5 separate regions of the Homo sapiens genome follow, and regions 1, 3, 4 and 5 are each linked to region 2. The links are chromatin contacts, found by Hi-C or POLR2A ChIA-PET in ENCODE. All regions are on one chromosome and are shown on one strand. Each heading gives the region's core, a stretch centred on a gene start or an enhancer-like site at or near the end of the contact. The rest is flanking DNA. Distances are from core to core; before and after follow the strand shown. Region 1 holds the start of BRD3 (bromodomain containing 3). Region 2 holds the start of UBAC1 (UBA domain containing 1). Region 3 holds the start of NOXA1 (NADPH oxidase activator 1). Region 4 holds the start of ARRDC1-AS1 (ARRDC1 antisense RNA 1). Region 5 holds the start of NSMF (NMDA receptor synaptonuclear signaling and neuronal migration factor).

Region 1 (2,900 bases), core at 193-2,692, 1.9 Mb before region 2:
TTAAAGAAAAGAGTAAGGGGAAAAGCCTACAAAAGAGCAGGGTAAAAAGAAAACTCTTTTCCTCTTCTGTTCCTTCTCACAGGGTAGGGCGGGGGAGGACGGGACACACGAAGCTGCCTCTTGCAGTTCCAGCCCAATTACTCTGCCCACCAATGCACTACAGTCTCCCCTCCTGGTTAACTTTTGCAGACAATGACCAAGTTTAATGTAAGGGGGAGAAATCCCAGTATCTATTTCTGAGCAGAAAGCTTTCAACCAAAATTAAAGATCGCAACCACTCAAGGATTGGGTCGAACGGAGGAACCCACACGATGGACGCCGGGTCCCTGCCCCCGGTGGGTCTCGGCGGGCCGAGTTCTCGCCCTCCAGGGAAAGGAGGCCGCGCGAAGCCCCCATCCCGGCCCTGCCCCCGAACGAGCAACCGGTGGAATAAGACTTCCCGCACGCCCCAGCTTTATTCACAGAGAGCCCACCAGGGCCATGTGGGTGTACACGGTTCGGGGTGCGCATTTCTCCCCGGATGGGCTTGTATCACGTTGTCACTCCGGCGCCCCCCAAAAGTGGGAAGGAGGGGAAGCACCCCCGTCCCTCCCGCTCCAACTCGCCCTCGCCCGGATTAAGCGATTTTCAGGCTGATTTCAAAACGGGAACTGGGTCTCCCCCTGGTTTGGGTGCAATAATCCGGCAACTCAGGGGGGCTCAAAGTCAGCTCTGGGCCCGTAACTCTGGGAGGAGGCCGCGCAGAGCCCAGGGCCGAGCCCGGCCTTGCCCCCCGCCCCGGCCGCGGCGCGCGGCGACGGTCCCCAGGCGCGGGCCCCAGCAACGGCTCGGGAGCGAGGCCGGCGGAACAGGCGCGGGGAAAGTGGCCCCGCGGAGCGCACGGCCGCAGGCCGGGGCCGCCGCGCGCACCTTCCCCCTCCGCGTCCTCCCTGGGTTCCCCCTTCGAAAGATGGCGGGCGGAGGAAAGGGGGAAAAAAATCCCTTCCGTGAGGGAGGGCGCGCGGAGGCCGGGCTGGCGCGGGGCGCGCGGGCCGCGCCAACTCCGGGCTGCGCGCCCCGGCCGCAGCGACGCCCCGAGTCCGGGACGGAGGCGGCCAAGCGGGAGCGGGAGGAGGGGAGCGGAGCCCGCGCCACCGCCGCCGCCACCGCCGCCGCGACCCCGGGCGGCCGCCGCGCTTTGTTGCATCGTGGCCGCGCACAAAGGCGGCGGCGGCGGCGGCGGCCCCGGGCGCCCGGTTCACCCGGACGCGCCGGCGGACTGCGCGGGGCGCTCGGGGCCGCGCTCCCCGGCCCAGCCCGGCCCGCCGCCGCCCGCGCCGCCCGCCGCCCCGCGCGCGCAAGGAAGCAAGAGAAAGGCGTACTTGGCCTCGCGGCTCCGGCGGCCGTCCCCTCCCGGCCCGCGCGGCCGGCTCCTCTTTGGCTCGCCGGCCCCGGCAGCATAATAGACGCGCCGGAGCCGAGCAGGGCTCATGCGCTGCGCCGCGGCGCCTGGCGGGAGTCGTAGTCCGCGGCCGGGCCCGCGCCGGGGCCGCCCAGGGGAGGCCGCGGGCGCGCGGACTACATGTCCCGGCCCCGCCGGCGCCGCGCCCCGCCCCGGGGGCCCCCGCCCGCCCCGCCGACCCGGCCGAGAGCGGGCCTGGCCCGGGGGGCGCGCGGGGGCGGGGCTCGGCGCCCGCCCGGCAGGGCAACAACGCTGGGACCCCGTGGGCCGTTCCCCGCCCGGGCCCGCACGGCTCTCCTCACCCCGTGTCGGGGACAGCGCCTGGCGGCGGATTTTCCGGTGCCCCAGGACGGCATGGAAGAAGCGGGCACGCAGCCAGCACCGCAGCCCCCGTCCGGGCACCCCGAGGCCCGCGGGAGCCACCCTCGAACCCCGGCCGCGCACGGGCGGGGCGGCGCGCACCTGCCGGGAGCCCGTGTTTGTAAACAAACCGCGCGCCTAATTAGCCTGGCGGGAGCGCGCGCGCGGGGCGGGGGGCGGGGCGTCGGTGCGCGCGGGCAGGTCGGCCCCGCCCGGGGAGGAGCCGCGCTCTGCCGCGCCCTCCGTGTCACCATCTCCCCCACCCGACTTGCTGGGGCGCGGGCGCCCAAGTTCGCTGTTGCTGGAGAGGGCGCCAAGTCCCCAGAGCTGGCGAAGAGTTAGGGGTGCTCCCAGCTCTGCCTGGGGACCTTCTCGCCCCAAGCCCCGGTTTCCCCATCTGCCCAGTGAGGGGCGGGAACTAGATACCAGGTTCCCAGCCTGAGATTCCGGGAGAGGGCCACCCCTGGCCCTTTTTCTGTATCTTGAAAGGTTCAGCCCGTGGACACGTTTTGCATCTTGTTTTGGGTGATGACGACTCGGGTTTACACATAAATCAAGTTGTGGGGGGGGGGGTTTTGTTGTTTTTTTGGTTTTTGTTTTTTTTTTTTTTTTTTGAGACGTTAGTTTCGCTCTTGTCACCCAGGCTGGAGTGCTGTAGTGTAGTGAGTGGCTCGATCTCGGCTCACTGCAACGTCCGCCTCCCGGGTTCAAGCCATTCTCCTGGCTCAGCCTCCCGAGTAGCTGAGATTACAGGCACCCGCCACCACGCCCGGCTAATTTTTGTATTTTTTAGTAGAGATGGGGTTTCACCGTGTTGACTGGGCTGTTCTCAAACTCCTGACGTGAGATGATCCGCCCACCGCGGACTCCCAAAGTGCTGGGATTACAAGCGTGAGCCAACGCACCCGGCCACATAAATCAATTTTAATCCAGCTGTAACTTAAGGTGGTTACACGTTGTGTACATTAGACCCCAATAAAAACGTCAAAAACAAAACGAGGTTCCTTGGTGCCTGCTGAACCTGCCAACTGCAAGGTCGAGTTTCCTTGTGTGGGCTGCACCCACCCCAAGCCCCTGGGGTCCCCAGGTGTGTTCCAAG
Region 2 (3,262 bases), core at 113-2,612:
ACTGTATGCGAGCAGCTACTATGGTAAGAACTGAAGTTTATCCTTAGAGACCACACTCAGCTCAAGTGTAACGCACTCAACCTGTCAACACAGATACGTCGTAACTTATCACATGGAGTCGCCACTAGAAAATTGCAGCCTCCTTCAACCTAAATTCTGCCAAGCCCTCAGATCATGTCAGGTATAGACAGGAGGTCAGTCTGACACACAGACAGGCTTCTTAGCTGACCTTACTGAGTCCTTTAGAGACTCGAGAACTAGTTCCAAAAATCAGCAACCTAAGGAACTAAATACACAGGAGTATTTCAGGTGAATAAACTTTAAAAAGTGTCTCCGCGAGGAGACCCTACTCCTGGGACTTCTCTCTTGACCAATTTTACCTCTGCAGAAAAGCAGGGGCGCAGGGCCTTGTCCCGCAGCGGCACTATTTCAGGGACTCCAGCTAAAAGGCACAGTGGCCTGGGGCCAGCCAGGAAAAGAGCTCCAAGCAGCCGGCTCTGCGGGAAAGGGGAAGAGGAAGGAGAAGGGGCCTCTTCATGAAGGAGCCTACGTTAATTCTCAGCTCTCAAAGATGCTGCTGAAAAAAAACCTCACCCCAACAGCAAAAAGGTACAACTGCCGGAAAGTCCCGAGGCCCTGCTCCGTCGGCGACTTCACTCTCCAGGCCTCAGTTTCCCGATCTGCCCCTACCTCCCTGCGTGGCTGCAGAGTTAACTGAGAGGCTGGCGTGTACAGGGCTCGGCCGGGCGGCTGGCACGGGGCGAGCGCTTAGTGACCGGAGTCCGCCGGCCGAAAGGCCAGGCCCGGGACGAGCGTCCAGAGGTGTGGGATCCGAAAGGGGGAGAGTCGGGCAAACGGGCAGGAGGCGCTGCCTCCACCCCCGGAGGAGAGGGCCTGGGAGCTGCGGACTGGGCGGCGGACCCCAGGTCGGGGCGGTTCGGGGACTGAGGCGGGGTCCGCAGTCGGAGGGGTCCGGAGCGGGTGTTGGGGGCAGGGGAGGGGGCCCGGCCTTACGTGCTTGAGGCAGCGCTCCTTGAGCTTCTCCACCGAGGTGTCCTCGGTGGCCTCCTCCAGCCACTCGGCGCCGTCGGACGCGCAGATGTGCAGCCGCAGCACCTTGCCCGCGAAGATCTTCTCCTCCTGCACGAACATCCCGCCGCCGCCGCAGGGGCCTGCGCCCGCCACCCGGGCCCCTGAAGGTCACCGGGAAGGCGGGCGGGGAGGGGGCGGGGCCAGACCGCCCGCGCGCTCCTTCGCTGGGCCGCCGCCCCGCCCCGGCTCCCGTCGGCCGGGCCGCCGTCACTCTCCGCGGCCTCAGCGGTCGCCTCGCTCCCGCCGCCGCAGCAGCCGCCGGGGGCGCGCCGTCGCGGCCGCACCGGAAGTGCGTCACGGGCGCGTCTGGCGCATGCCGGGAGATGTGGTTCTCGGACAGGCGCCTCGCTCCCGCCGCCGGGGGCGCGCTGTGGCCACCGCAAAGGAAGTGCGTCACGGGGCGCGCCCGGAGCATGCCGGGAGCTGTAGTTCTCTGGTAGCTTCGTTCCTCCCCGAGCTGCAGGCGGTTCCCACCCGGGGCACTCACCACGTGGGACCTCATGGGTTCTAAAGGTAAAATACACGCTGGATCCCAAAGAAGTAACGGGAAAAAGGAATGTAAGGCATCTCGATAATGTTTTCATATTGATTACATGTTGAAATAATATTTTGTATCTATTGAGTTAAGAAAAATATGTCATTAAAATTAATTTCACCTGTTTCTTTTAACCTTTTTAAGATAGAATTTTAAATTGCCTACATGGCTGCTGTGATATTTCTTTTGCACTGCACTGCTGTAGAACGGAGGCTCTCCAAAGAACTTGGCTTTAACAAGCCTAGGTCTTTCTAATTCACACGCAGATCAGAGAGTCACTGTTCCTGCGAAGCCTAGGTTTGCGGGGCACCCAGAGGGGAGGGAAGCCGCCCTTGGTGCAGGTGATGCCAGGCAGACTCATTTTCTGTGGGGTGTGACAAAGAGTCTTTGCTTGGCCAAACTTAAGCAGGCTCCTGAACCTTCTACATCATCTGTACACTTCCTTGTAAAATCCAGTTTTAGCGAAGAGCCTTGATAAGTGAGTTTAGCAAGAACTCCCAGCCTCAATATCAGATCACCCTGGACGTCTGGTCAGGTTCCTCGTCCCCCAGGTGCTGTCTGATATCTCCAGCCTCTCTTCAGCAAGAACCCTGTCAGGTCGGTTTAGCCAGAACCGCCCACATCCCTGATGTTTTCTCCTATTAATTTTCCATTCACTGACCCCACCCACTTGCCCTTGCTGTATTGGGAGTTGAGCCTGACCTCTCTCCCCACTGCAAGCCCCCTTGGCAGTGGTCTCTGTACCTAGCTCAACAGTCCTGGATAACGTCTTACTTACCATGCTCCTAAATATGAATTTTGTAGTTCAGGTTAGACCTGACACATTGACTGATCTGTACTCATTCATCCCATTCATTTAAAAAAACTTTACTGCGCAGAGATGAATAAGGCACAGTTCCCGTTCTCAGAGGTTAGCAATCTAACCGGGGAGGCTGTCTCTGCCTCCTGCCTGCAGGCTTTTATTCTGTCCACACCATTTTGCACACACATCCTCATTTTTCTCCTGTGATAATTCCAACCTCGTCCAGATTCCATGTGTCCAGTTCAGCACTTACTAATTGCCTCTCACAGGTGGGAGCCTCTGCTACTCAATGAAAATATGGTAGTGATTAAGACCAGACACCAGGATACAGTCCTGGAATGGGGCATTTTTAACGCAGGAAGCAGAAGTACCGACTGTTAGAGACCGCAGTGGAGGTGGTGGTAGTATCGTGGAAGCTGGTGGAGGAGAAAGGGGAGGAACACCAAGGTGGTGAGTGGAGAGTGGGGGAAGCTAGAGGGCTTGGAGGAGCCGGGTCAGAGCATTAAGACGTTGCTGTGAGAGCCACTAACGGTGTGACCAGGTGGCAGAATGAATGGTGGTGACTGTGGAGGGGACAGGGAAGAGGGCAGGGCATCCTTGCGGGGGAGCAATGCGGAGGGAGAGGAAGAGGAGAAGGGGGCTTCCAGTGGCCTGTGGGAGGGGAGGCCAGCAGGATTGGAGGGTGTGGGCCCAAGAGTGAAATCAAGGATGACTTGAAGACTTCCAGTGTGGGTGGCAGAGTGCAGGGCAGTGCCACCTTTTGAAGTAGGAGGCAGGAGGAGGAGCCATTGGCCAGGAAGGTGTTGGGTAGTTTTGGACACGGGGACCTGGAT
Region 3 (2,944 bases), core at 154-2,653, 1.5 Mb after region 2:
ATGGTGTTTCTAAAAACTAGAGATGATTCAACAGGTGACAGCAGTTGTATAAATTAATGACTTCACTGAGACCTCATGTTTGCCACCCTGTAATGCCATTCCAATTCAGTTTGTGGTGTTCTTAAAAAAAAAAAAAAAAAAAAAACTCCCTGAAATGTCTCCTCCTTCCCTGCTTGGCATGGGACAGGACTATGTGGGAATGAGCCTTCCCAGCAAGAGGGGACACTCTGACCCTCAGATTTTGATAATCAATGCTTTCAAGAAGAAAGATTTTGATCAAAAGGGGGGCAAATGAGAAAGAAAAAAATCATTTATCTGAGGAATGTAAAGCCCTTTTAAACTGTGGGCCCAGAAAGCTTGATGTTAAGTGCCAGAAAGCATTTCAAATGAAACCGCAGCCCCTCACTACCCCTCGAGCCAAGTAACTATCCACTGATGACACCAAGCCGTGGTCAATCGCGAACCAATGCCATTTCTACAAGCCAGTGAGCTCCTGGGCAACGTTCGAAACCACCTGCTCTCCGATGGGCTCTGTTTTCTTTAAAAACCTGAGCCTCTGTTTTGTTCTCCGTTGCACCTGGTGACCCAGGCCGCCCTCGACCTCTGTGCCTGAATAAACCCACCGGGCACCACATTCTGACCCTTTTAATTATTTTAGGTTGACAACTAATACAGGACTCAGCGCCGGTGGACAGGAAGCCAGGGCCCCTGCAGGGAGGCGCCCGTCCCTTCTCCCGGGGAGGGCAGGGCGGGCGCGCGCGCGTCCCACCGGGAGCGCCTCCTCCTCGGCGAGGGAGCGAAGGGCCTCCGGGTCCTGTGATGTCCGTGCTCGGAAGGCGCGGAGGAGGGCAGGCCCTGCGGGACAGGGCGGCGGGGTCGCCGGGGTCGGCTCAGCTCCCCGCGGCGTCCGGCTGCTCGGCGGCCTCCGGAGCGGGGCCCTGCGGGAGAACGCACCTTCCCCGCCCCATCGGGGCCTCAGTTTCCCCACCCCGGGAGAGCCGGCGGCCCGCCCCCGGCTCACTCCCAGCTACGGCCCTCACCTCAGGACGCGCACCCGGCCCGGCCCCGCTCTGCCCCCGGCGCCCAGACCGCCCACCTGGCCCGCGCGGCCCGGGGTCGCTCACCTGCGGGGCCGGGACCGCCCCACACCGTCCACGCCCGGCGCGGAACCTTGGCCCGACCGCAGCCGCTGGCCCGGAGGGCTTTATCCGGCGCACCAAGGCCAGCGCGGGCGGGGCGAGGAAGCCGGGCGCACAAAGCTCCCGGCGGAAGTCCGGCCGGGGCGGGGGCCGAATGGGAGGTGGGCGAGGCCTGAGGGTCTGGAGTGGGCGTAGCCGTTTCTGGCGGGGGCGTGGCCTTACCGGGGAGGGGCGGGCGCCTGCCGCCAGGGGGCGCCGCGGGGCAGCGGGGTTGCACCTGGCGCTTGGCGCCCGCACCTCTGCCCGCCTCGGAGACCCCGCAGCCCCGCGCCGCCGCCTGGCCCCGGCCCCGGCCCCTCCGCGGGATCCTGGCCCCTCCTCGAGCGCCGCCACCGGCCGCCATGGCCTCTCTGGGGGACCTGGTGCGCGCCTGGCACCTGGGCGCGCAGGCTGTGGATCGTGGGGACTGGGCCCGCGCCTTGCACCTCTTCTCGGGCGTCCCGGCGCCGCCCGCCAGGCTGTGCTTCAACGCGGGCTGCGTGCACCTGCTGGCCGGGGACCCCGAGGCCGCGCTGCGGGTGAGCGGGGCGTGGGGAGGCCGGTGCGGGCGACGCCTCCGCCTCGAGCCCCTGGGGAGGGCCCAGCGCCCCTCCCCGACCGTCACGGGGTCGCCCTGCCGCCCCCGACCCAGCGAACGCCCCGGCAGGTGGGAGCCGAGCAGGGGGGCCGCACCTGAGCTAAGCGAGGCCGCGCTGGGGGGCGCGGCGGTCACCGGGAGAGGCCGGGGCCCGAGGGTGACTCACACCGGGAAGGGGGAAGCTGCTGGGCTGGGTCAGGCCCGAGGGACCGCCCTGCCCTAAGGGGAAAGCGTTGCGCCTGTGGTCATGGCCGGGAGACCGGGTCAGTCTCCTCCTCAGAGCCCTCAGCCCTCCCCCAGCCCACTCCCCGAAACAGCCAGGAGTCCAGGGTGCCAGGGTGCAGCGGCCGAGGCCCTGCACGGAGCCCGGTGCCCTTCTCGTGCCCCCTCGCGTTCCGGGGCCGCCTGTTCCTGCGCATCCCAAACGCCAGCGCTGCCCACCCCCGCTCAGTCCCAAGCACCCCGCAGAAGCAGGCAGGTGCCCACGGTTACTGAAGGCTCGGTGACAGCAGTGATTTAAAGGAGAGGGAACTGCGCGCTGTGGGAGGGTCTCCACGCCCCTGACTGGCAAAATATCCCCCTTGGAGGAGACTGGGCAAAGCGCATGAGACCCCCCTCTCTTGTGTCTTAAAGCTGCGTACAAATTTACAATCACCTCCATAATGATTTCATTTTTTTGTTTGTTTCAAAGATGGAGTCTCGTTCTGTCACCCAGGCTGAATGGAGTGCCGTGGCCCAATCTTGGCTCACTGCAACCTCTGCCTCCCGGGTTCAAGCAATTCTCCTGCCTCAGCCTCCCTAGTTGCTGGGAGTACAGGCGCCCACTACCACGCCTGGCTAATTTAGTATTTTTAGTAGAAACGGGTTTCACCATGTTGGTCAGGCTGGTCTTGAACTCCTGACCTCAGGTGATCCACCCTCCTCGGCCACCCATAGTGGTGGGATTACACATGTGAGCCACCTTGTCCGGCCCACAATGATTTCATTTTAAAATGTTATCCAAGAAAGGGAATGTAATCTTTAGACACCAGGTGGTTCAGCAACAAATCCTATGTCCGGGGCTAACCCAGTCACTTGTGCTCTTGTGCCTGGTTTCACTACAGAGAGGGGACGCAGTGAAAGTCATACGACTAACCCACAGCATATGCATGTTAGGAATATGGGAACT
Region 4 (3,088 bases), core at 264-2,763, 1.7 Mb after region 2:
GATTACAGGCGTGAGCCACCGCACCCGGCCCAGTCAACAAATATTTTGTCTCCTGTACACCAGGTATTGTTCTAGGCACCATGGACTTACATTCTAGTAGGGAGACAATATTCCAAATCAGGATGTGGGAGAGTCACATGACACACACTGTGATGGAGCCAAGTAAGTCAACGAAGACAGGTATGGGGGGGCAGTATCATTTTAACTAGGGAGGAGAGGGAAGGCTTCCCTTAAGAGGTGATATTTCAACTCAAGGATGGTAAAGAGGGAAGCCACAAAGACACTCGAAATAAAGGTTTCAGGGAAGGGACAGACAGCAGGGGTGGCGGAGAGGTGGGTGCGGGGCAGGAGGGCCATGAAGGCGCTCGTGTCTCCTGCGAGGGCTCAGGGTGCTCGGCCTGTCATAAATGGACTTAGGCTTTGACAGAGCAGTTTAGCTGCCCTAAAGAAACCTGGGAAGGTTCCCTTGGCACTTGGGATTGTCCGTTTCCTTTTCTGTCTATGTGCGCTGTCTATGCTGGACTTGAGATAATTCTCCGGAGTCCGACTCACCAGGAGACTCGGGTGTCACCCAGATTGACCTTCAAGGCTCATTTCTTGTCAGTCCAGTACCCGTCCCCTCGGTTCACACGACCATCCAGAAACCTCAAATTCAGTCCATGCTTCTTGTTTTGGGTCTCGGGGCTGGGATAAGGCGGGCTGACCACCGCGGGGCATGTAGGTAGTTTCCGTGGTGCTGGGGGCGCTCTCCAGGGAAGGCTACTTGGTCTGCAGAAAAGGCCTTGACTTGTGCATACCTGGGCAGCGGGCCTATGAGTGGCAGCGAGAGCGGGGTAACCAGAGAGGGCACACCCCCCAACCGGAGCGCCCCCCAGGTTGGCATCTCCACAACTGTAGAACCTCCCCCATCAGGGCAACCCTCCCGATTGGGACACCGCCCCCAGCCAGACACATCCTCCTAGCAGAACACCCATGCTTAGCCGGAGCCGCTCCCCCGCCAGACACCTCCCCACCGGGAAACCCTCCCCAGTGGGACACCCCAGCCAGTCCAGGTATTCCCGCCGTTAGGGACACCCCCTCCAGCCGGAGCATACCCTCGGCAGGGGCATTCCTCCCAACCGAGGGAACCCCGCCGCAACGGGAACCTGCCTGAACCAGAGCACCCTCCCGCGCCGGGGACACCCCACAGGCGGCTCCCGCGCCAGGCCGCGGCCCAGGGAGTCAGCCTTCCGCGCAAGCCGGCGAAATCAAAGTGCGTCCGGGGTTAGAGGTCAGAGGTCGGAGCCGCGGGTCTTTCTCCTTCTTCGGCCAGCCCACCAAAACGTCAATTTAGAATGAGACATGTGTTGAAAATGGGACGGCTACTCCCCATCCACTACTACGACTCTGGCGGGCGGGTTCTCCAGCTCCAGGTCTCCTACCCCGCGGGCGCGCGTTCCGGTTCCGGCCGCCGCAGGCCCGGCGCCTGGGGCGCCGCACGCCTGGTTCCAGTGCGCAGGCGCCGCACCGGTCGAGCTCCAACGCGCAGGCGCGGGCGCAGGCGCAGGCGCAGACGTAGGCGATCGGCCCCGCCCCGACTCTGGGCCGCGAGGCGCGGGCGGGGCGATGGCGCGCGGGAGGGGCGGGGCCACGCTGCGGGCCCGGGCCATGGCCGCCGCCGATGCCGAGGTGAGCAGCGGGGCCGGCGGGGGGCGGCGCGGGGGCGGCGGGCAGCGGCGGAGGCGGCGCGGGGGCGAAGAACCGGGCGGGGCGGCGGCAGGCGGCCGGCGGGCGGGCGGGGCCCCGGGTCCCCCCGCCGCCGCCGCCGCCGCTGCCGCCGCCTCAGGCCGAGGCCGGGCCGAGGCCGCCGGGCGTCCGGCCCGCGCTCCCGCCGGGCGCGCTTTGTGCGCGGCGCGGGCCGGGCGGCGGCTGGGGGAGCGGGCGGGGGCGCAGGTGAGGGAGGCGACCGCGTACCTGTGCCCGCGCCCCCCACGGACCCCGTGCCGCCGCCGCCGCCCGCAAGCCGGATCTGCGGGGAGGGCCTCGGCCAGGGTGCCGGGGAGGTGCGGAGGACAAAAGGAAAAGTAGCGGGGCCGGCCAACTTTGGAGCGCCGGCCGAGGCGAGGCTGTCCCTCCTCTCGGAGCTCTTCCTTCGCTTCGTTGACCTTTCACTTTGTTCTGAGTAGGATGGCACCATCTTTAACGAAAAGTTGGCCAGTCCCGGCGTGTTTCTCCCCAGACAATGCTGCTCCAGCCCTGCTGGCTGTCAGAAGCAGGAAAGCACGCTCGGTGGGAAGCTTGCGGACTCAAGTTTATTTCCAAACCAGCAGCTTTAAAGGGCTCTCGATGTAAAAAGTTCACATTCTTTTGTTAATGGTCTCGGCCTTCCCCGTGCTCATTCTCAAGGATAGTTTGTTTCCTTGCTTAGGAAAGGAAGCAGCGTAGAGATTAAAGTCTTGCGAGTGGACCACTGGCGTCCCTCTGAAGGAAAAGCAAGCAGGAGGTGGTGTGTCCGTGGAGATGCAGAAATAGTGTGGTCCTAGGGCTGAGATAAGGGACCGGTTTGGAGAAAACTGTCAGCGTAGAAGTATTTCTTTGAAATTAACTGTCTAGTAACAGTTGAGACTTCTAAAGCTTAGAAAGTTAAGGTGTAGTAAGAAGCCGTACAGTATCCTGGTGCATAGACTTAACACTGTATTTTAACTCAGGTAATGTATGGCCTTTTTGTTTATTTTTTTCCTGCATTTTTGGGGGGTGTTGAAATAAGTAAACTGGGAAGGTGCAGGGGAATTCTTAAATTCAATGCAAGGAGTTTTTGCTGAGTATCTGCAGCATTCAAGGAATTAATATTAGTCACTGAGAACAAAAAGCGAAATTAGAAAATTTCAAGTCACTTCTAGGCTTGTAGGGGAGAAGACGTGTAGTGATGAATTCTATCATTTATGAAGTACCCACTGGATCCCACACACTGTGCAAGACCTTTAGATCAGGCGCCTCCCTCGGTTTTCTTCACCCTGTGCAGCAGGTGCTGTTATTTCCTTTTTTAAATTATTATTTATTATTATTATTTTTTGAGACAGGATCTCCCTTTGTCACTCAGGCTGGAATG
Region 5 (3,097 bases), core at 215-2,714, 1.5 Mb after region 2:
GTGGCCAGAGTAGGCATCAGCCAGCAGGTGATCTAGGAGAGACACTGAGTGAGCCTGCCTGCCGCGTGTGGGCCCCCCGCTGCCGGTTTCATAGCAGGCCGAAGGCAGAGAACACCCAGTGGGCACCTGGCCTCTGTGGGGGACTAGGGCTGCCCAAACCCTAGTCACTGGCGTGTTTCTGAGCCCCTCACTCCTATCTGGGCCTGAAGCTCTAGCATGTGCGTGGGGGCTGGGTGACGCTGTGCTACCTGTGTGCGGTCCTGCCGGGTAGGAACACGCAGGCCATCCCCCAGCCTGCGATCGCACCGTTTGCCTGGTGCCAACTTCCCCCTCCCCCCACCAGCTGGCCCCCAGAGGCAGTGGTGCCAGCCCTGGGGGAGCCAGGAGGCCTGTTGCCATGCCAACGGCCCAGGCGGGGTGGGTGCCATGGTGACGAGCGGCTGGGAACTGCTCCTGGGGCTCGGGCAGGGAGGGCAGGGGATGTAAGGAAGCCAGGCCGGCAGGGCGCCGGGCCCACGCGCAACCAATGCCCCTCACGCTCCACCCCCGGAGGCAGGGATCAGCATCCCTTGGGCTGGGGGGTCTGGGCGGCCCTGGCACGGCCTCGCGTGCCCCTACCTGCGCCGTTGCGGTTCTCAGGGTGACTCTGGGACAGGTACTCTCCAAACGCTCGGGCTGCTCTGAGGGTGGACAGAGGGCACGGTCAGAGGCCACGGCACGACCCTCCCAAACACCGGGCCGCGCAAGAGCCGGGGGTCCGGTCCCCAGCCAGGCCCTCGGCGTCTGGAAGGAGGGTCGGGGTCGTCCCCCTCCGGGAGCCCACACACCCTTGGTCCTGGTGCGCCCTGGCCAGGCCTGCAGGCCCGGCCCCTGCCCGTCGGACCGTGGAGAGGGGTCGCGAGGCCGGTCGGCTGCTGTTCCCCGGGGGAACCGAGGCCACTCCCGACCTGGGGGGTGCGCTCGCCCACCACGCGCTCGCGAGGGGAGGGGAGGGAAGAGCAGGGCAGGGGACCAGGAAGAGGGAGGCGCGGGGCGCGGGGAGGGCGCCTCAGTGGCAGAGGCCGGGGCCCGGGAGCCCGGGGAGCACCGCGGGGCAGGGGCGGACTCGGGCGGGGTCGGAGGTCCAGGGCGGGGTGCGGGAAGGCGGCCCCGCCGCACTCACCGCACTTTGGCCGCCACCGAGGACATGGCCTCGCTCCTCAGCGCCCTCCTCCTGGAGGCGGCGGCGCCCATGGTCGAGGCGGCGGCGCATCCCCCGGGCCTCAGAGCGCGCCCCGCGCCCGCCGCCTCCGCCGGGGTAGCCGCGCCGCACCGGGGGTCGCGCTCGGGCTCGGGCTCGGGGTCTCGCTCGGGCTCCGGCTCGGGCTTGGGCTCGGGGTCGGGCTCGGGGTCGGGCCCGGTCCCCGCATGGCCGCACCCGGCGCTCCGCGCGTGCCGCCGCTCCCGGGAGAGCGCTGCCCGAACCGAGGGCCGGCCCCGCCCATCGTGACGTCAGGGCCCGGGCGGGCCCAGAGGGGCGGTCGGCCCCACCTACCGTGACGTCAGGGCCCCGGAGAGCTCGGAGAGGACATGTGGCCCCGCCCACCGTGACGTCCGGGCCCGGGTTGAGTTGGGGGCGGGGCCGGGCGGCCTGGCTCCGCGCCCTCTCGTCCAGGCCTCCAGAGCGGGGAAACTGAGGCCAGCGGCCCCCTGGTCGCAAAGTCCTGGGCCCTCGGCCCTCACGATCTGCTGCTCAGACCTGCAGGATCACAGGGAGGCCGGTTCTCCCTCCCCTTACACAAAAGGGCTCCCTGTGCAGTTTGGGAACTGGAAACCGAAGGGGAAGCCAGTTTAGGGGGCACCCAGTTTGCACGAGGCCAGAGAGAGACAGAGGGGCCCGTCCTGGTCCTGGGGGGCCACAGCTCTATGCAGACTCTGGACGCCCTACCTGCCTGGCCTGCATTTGCCGCCCTAGGGCTCTCAGGCCCCAGCAGTGGGGTCCTTTGAGGAGGACTGGGGACTGCCCAGCCTCAGGGACCACCCGCATCAGGGAGAACCAGTAGTGTTTCTTTGCCACAGGGACCTCGGCCCGGGAGACACGTCCAACAGTGAGATCCACCTTTATTGAAACATCACACGGCAGCATCAGGGCTCCCACACCTCACAGGGCAGCAGGCAGTTCACAGGACAGCAGGCAGTTCACAGGGCTTTGGGGGCCTCACAGGGCAGCAGGTGGTTCACAGGGCTTCGGGGGGCCTCACAGGGCTTCGGGGGGCCTCACAGGGCTGCAGGGGGTTCACAGAGCTTCAGGGGCCTCACAGAGCTTCAGGGGCCTCACAGGACTGCAGGGGGGCTCACAGGGCCCTGTATGCAGGGCTGCTGGTACAAAGAAGAGGCCCAGAGAACCCTAACACAGCCTGGGGCCCCGGGGAAGTCAGGGCTTCCAGCAGGGCAGGTACAGAGGCCCCTAGGACTTGGCAGGAGCCTCAGCCTTGGGGACAGTCCCACGGAAGACGCTGCATCCGGGCTCTTTAGCAGAGGCCTCTACCCGTCCTGGTCAGAGGAGCCCTCAGACAGTTTTGGGAAAGCCAGACTGGGGTGTCGATGCCGCAGTGAGGACTCGTCCTCCTGCAAGCAGACCGCATGTTCCAGGTGAGGACCAGGCAGGGCAGGGGCTCTGCAGCGCTGGTAACCCGGTGGGACCACAGGGAGGGAGTGGCCGGCACAGGGCCAGGCACCAAGGCTCAGCTGTGGGCACCAGGTGGGACCATGCCCAGCTCCTCACCAAGTCTGAGCCCTGCTGGGCTGAGGTGCTCTGGAAGTCTGCGTATGCATCCCTGGGGACGTCCAGCAGCTCCTCCTCGTACTCCGTCTGGTAGTCAGATTCGTCTGGCACCGAGGGTAGGGCTGCGTCAGTCCCCTCCCAAGGAAGGGACCGTACCCAGCATAGCCACACTCAGAGGCAGAACCGGCCACAGATGCCCACCCCCGCCTCCAAGGTGGCCCGGGGCCCTACACGCAGCCACCTGGTCCCAGGGCAGCCCTGCACACCACCCCTGGTTCTGTCTGGCTCCAGCTTTGCCCCAGCACATCACTTCGTGGGTCTTCCACAAGGACA

Evidence for each region. Hi-C counts contacts between places; a loop is a spot of excess contacts on that map. ChIA-PET counts read pairs that join two places held with the same protein, here RNA polymerase II (POLR2A). Pooled maps may share reads with other maps.
Region 1: a map of CD8-positive, alpha-beta T cell shows a loop between it and region 2 (10-fold over the local background). The contact joins the promoter of BRD3 here to the promoter of UBAC1 in region 2. A Hi-C loop is called at or near these places in 3 of 168 maps with a recorded cell type or tissue (CD8-positive, alpha-beta T cell, gastrocnemius medialis and naive thymus-derived CD4-positive, alpha-beta T cell), 3 of 37 single-sample maps with no recorded cell type and 12 of 50 pooled maps.
Region 3: a map of CD8-positive, alpha-beta T cell shows a loop between it and region 2 (8-fold over the local background). The contact joins the promoter of NOXA1 here to the promoter of UBAC1 in region 2. A Hi-C loop is called at or near these places in 1 of 168 maps with a recorded cell type or tissue (CD8-positive, alpha-beta T cell) and 1 of 50 pooled maps. POLR2A ChIA-PET finds 5 or more read pairs at or near these places in 1 of 52 experiments (AG04450).
Region 4: a map of CD8-positive, alpha-beta T cell shows a loop between it and region 2 (26-fold over the local background). The contact joins the promoter of ARRDC1-AS1 here to the promoter of UBAC1 in region 2. A Hi-C loop is called at or near these places in 2 of 168 maps with a recorded cell type or tissue (CD4-positive, alpha-beta T cell and CD8-positive, alpha-beta T cell) and 6 of 50 pooled maps. POLR2A ChIA-PET finds 5 or more read pairs at or near these places in 1 of 52 experiments (T-cell).
Region 5: a pooled map shows a loop between it and region 2 (9-fold over the local background). The contact joins the promoter of NSMF here to the promoter of UBAC1 in region 2. A Hi-C loop is called at or near these places in 5 of 50 pooled maps.

The regions. Positions count from the first base shown.
Region 1 is chr9:134,066,584-134,069,483 of GRCh38, forward strand. It overlaps BRD3 (bromodomain containing 3), which reads right to left and starts at 1,443. Exons shown (of 12, transcript NM_007371.4): 1 at 1,362-1,443. RefSeq lists silencers at 889-1,138, 1,319-2,048.
Region 2 is chr9:135,960,011-135,963,272 of GRCh38, forward strand. UBAC1 (UBA domain containing 1) reads right to left here and starts at 1,363. Exons shown (of 10, transcript NM_016172.3): 1 at 1,015-1,363. The coding sequence starts at 1,152. RefSeq lists silencers at 973-1,092, 1,103-1,512 and an enhancer at 983-1,483.
Region 3 is chr9:137,421,990-137,424,933 of GRCh38, forward strand. It overlaps NOXA1 (NADPH oxidase activator 1), which reads left to right and starts at 1,404. Exons shown (of 14, transcript NM_001256067.2): 1 at 1,404-1,717. The coding sequence starts at 1,541. EXD3 (exonuclease 3'-5' domain containing 3) reads right to left here and starts at 1,173. Exons shown (of 22, transcript NM_017820.5): 1 at 1,125-1,173. RefSeq lists silencers at 765-904, 915-1,054, 1,075-1,634.
Region 4 is chr9:137,617,382-137,620,469 of GRCh38, forward strand. It overlaps ARRDC1-AS1 (ARRDC1 antisense RNA 1), which reads right to left and starts at 1,514. Exons shown (of 3, transcript NR_122035.1): 1 at 1,150-1,514; 2 at 553-810. EHMT1 (euchromatic histone lysine methyltransferase 1) reads left to right here and starts at 1,624. Exons shown (of 27, transcript NM_024757.5): 1 at 1,624-1,668. The coding sequence starts at 1,648. RefSeq lists enhancers at 1,317-1,366, 2,032-2,750 and a silencer at 1,407-1,706.
Region 5 is chr9:137,457,870-137,460,966 of GRCh38, forward strand. It overlaps NSMF (NMDA receptor synaptonuclear signaling and neuronal migration factor), which reads right to left and starts at 1,465. Exons shown (of 16, transcript NM_001130969.3): 1 at 1,163-1,465; 2 at 619-680; 3 at 1-32. The coding sequence starts at 1,233. PNPLA7 (patatin like domain 7, lysophospholipase) reads right to left here. Exons shown (of 35, transcript NM_001098537.3): 34 at 2,765-2,868; 35 at 2,083-2,607. The coding sequence ends at 2,524. RefSeq lists an enhancer at 1-346 and silencers at 986-1,255, 1,346-1,695.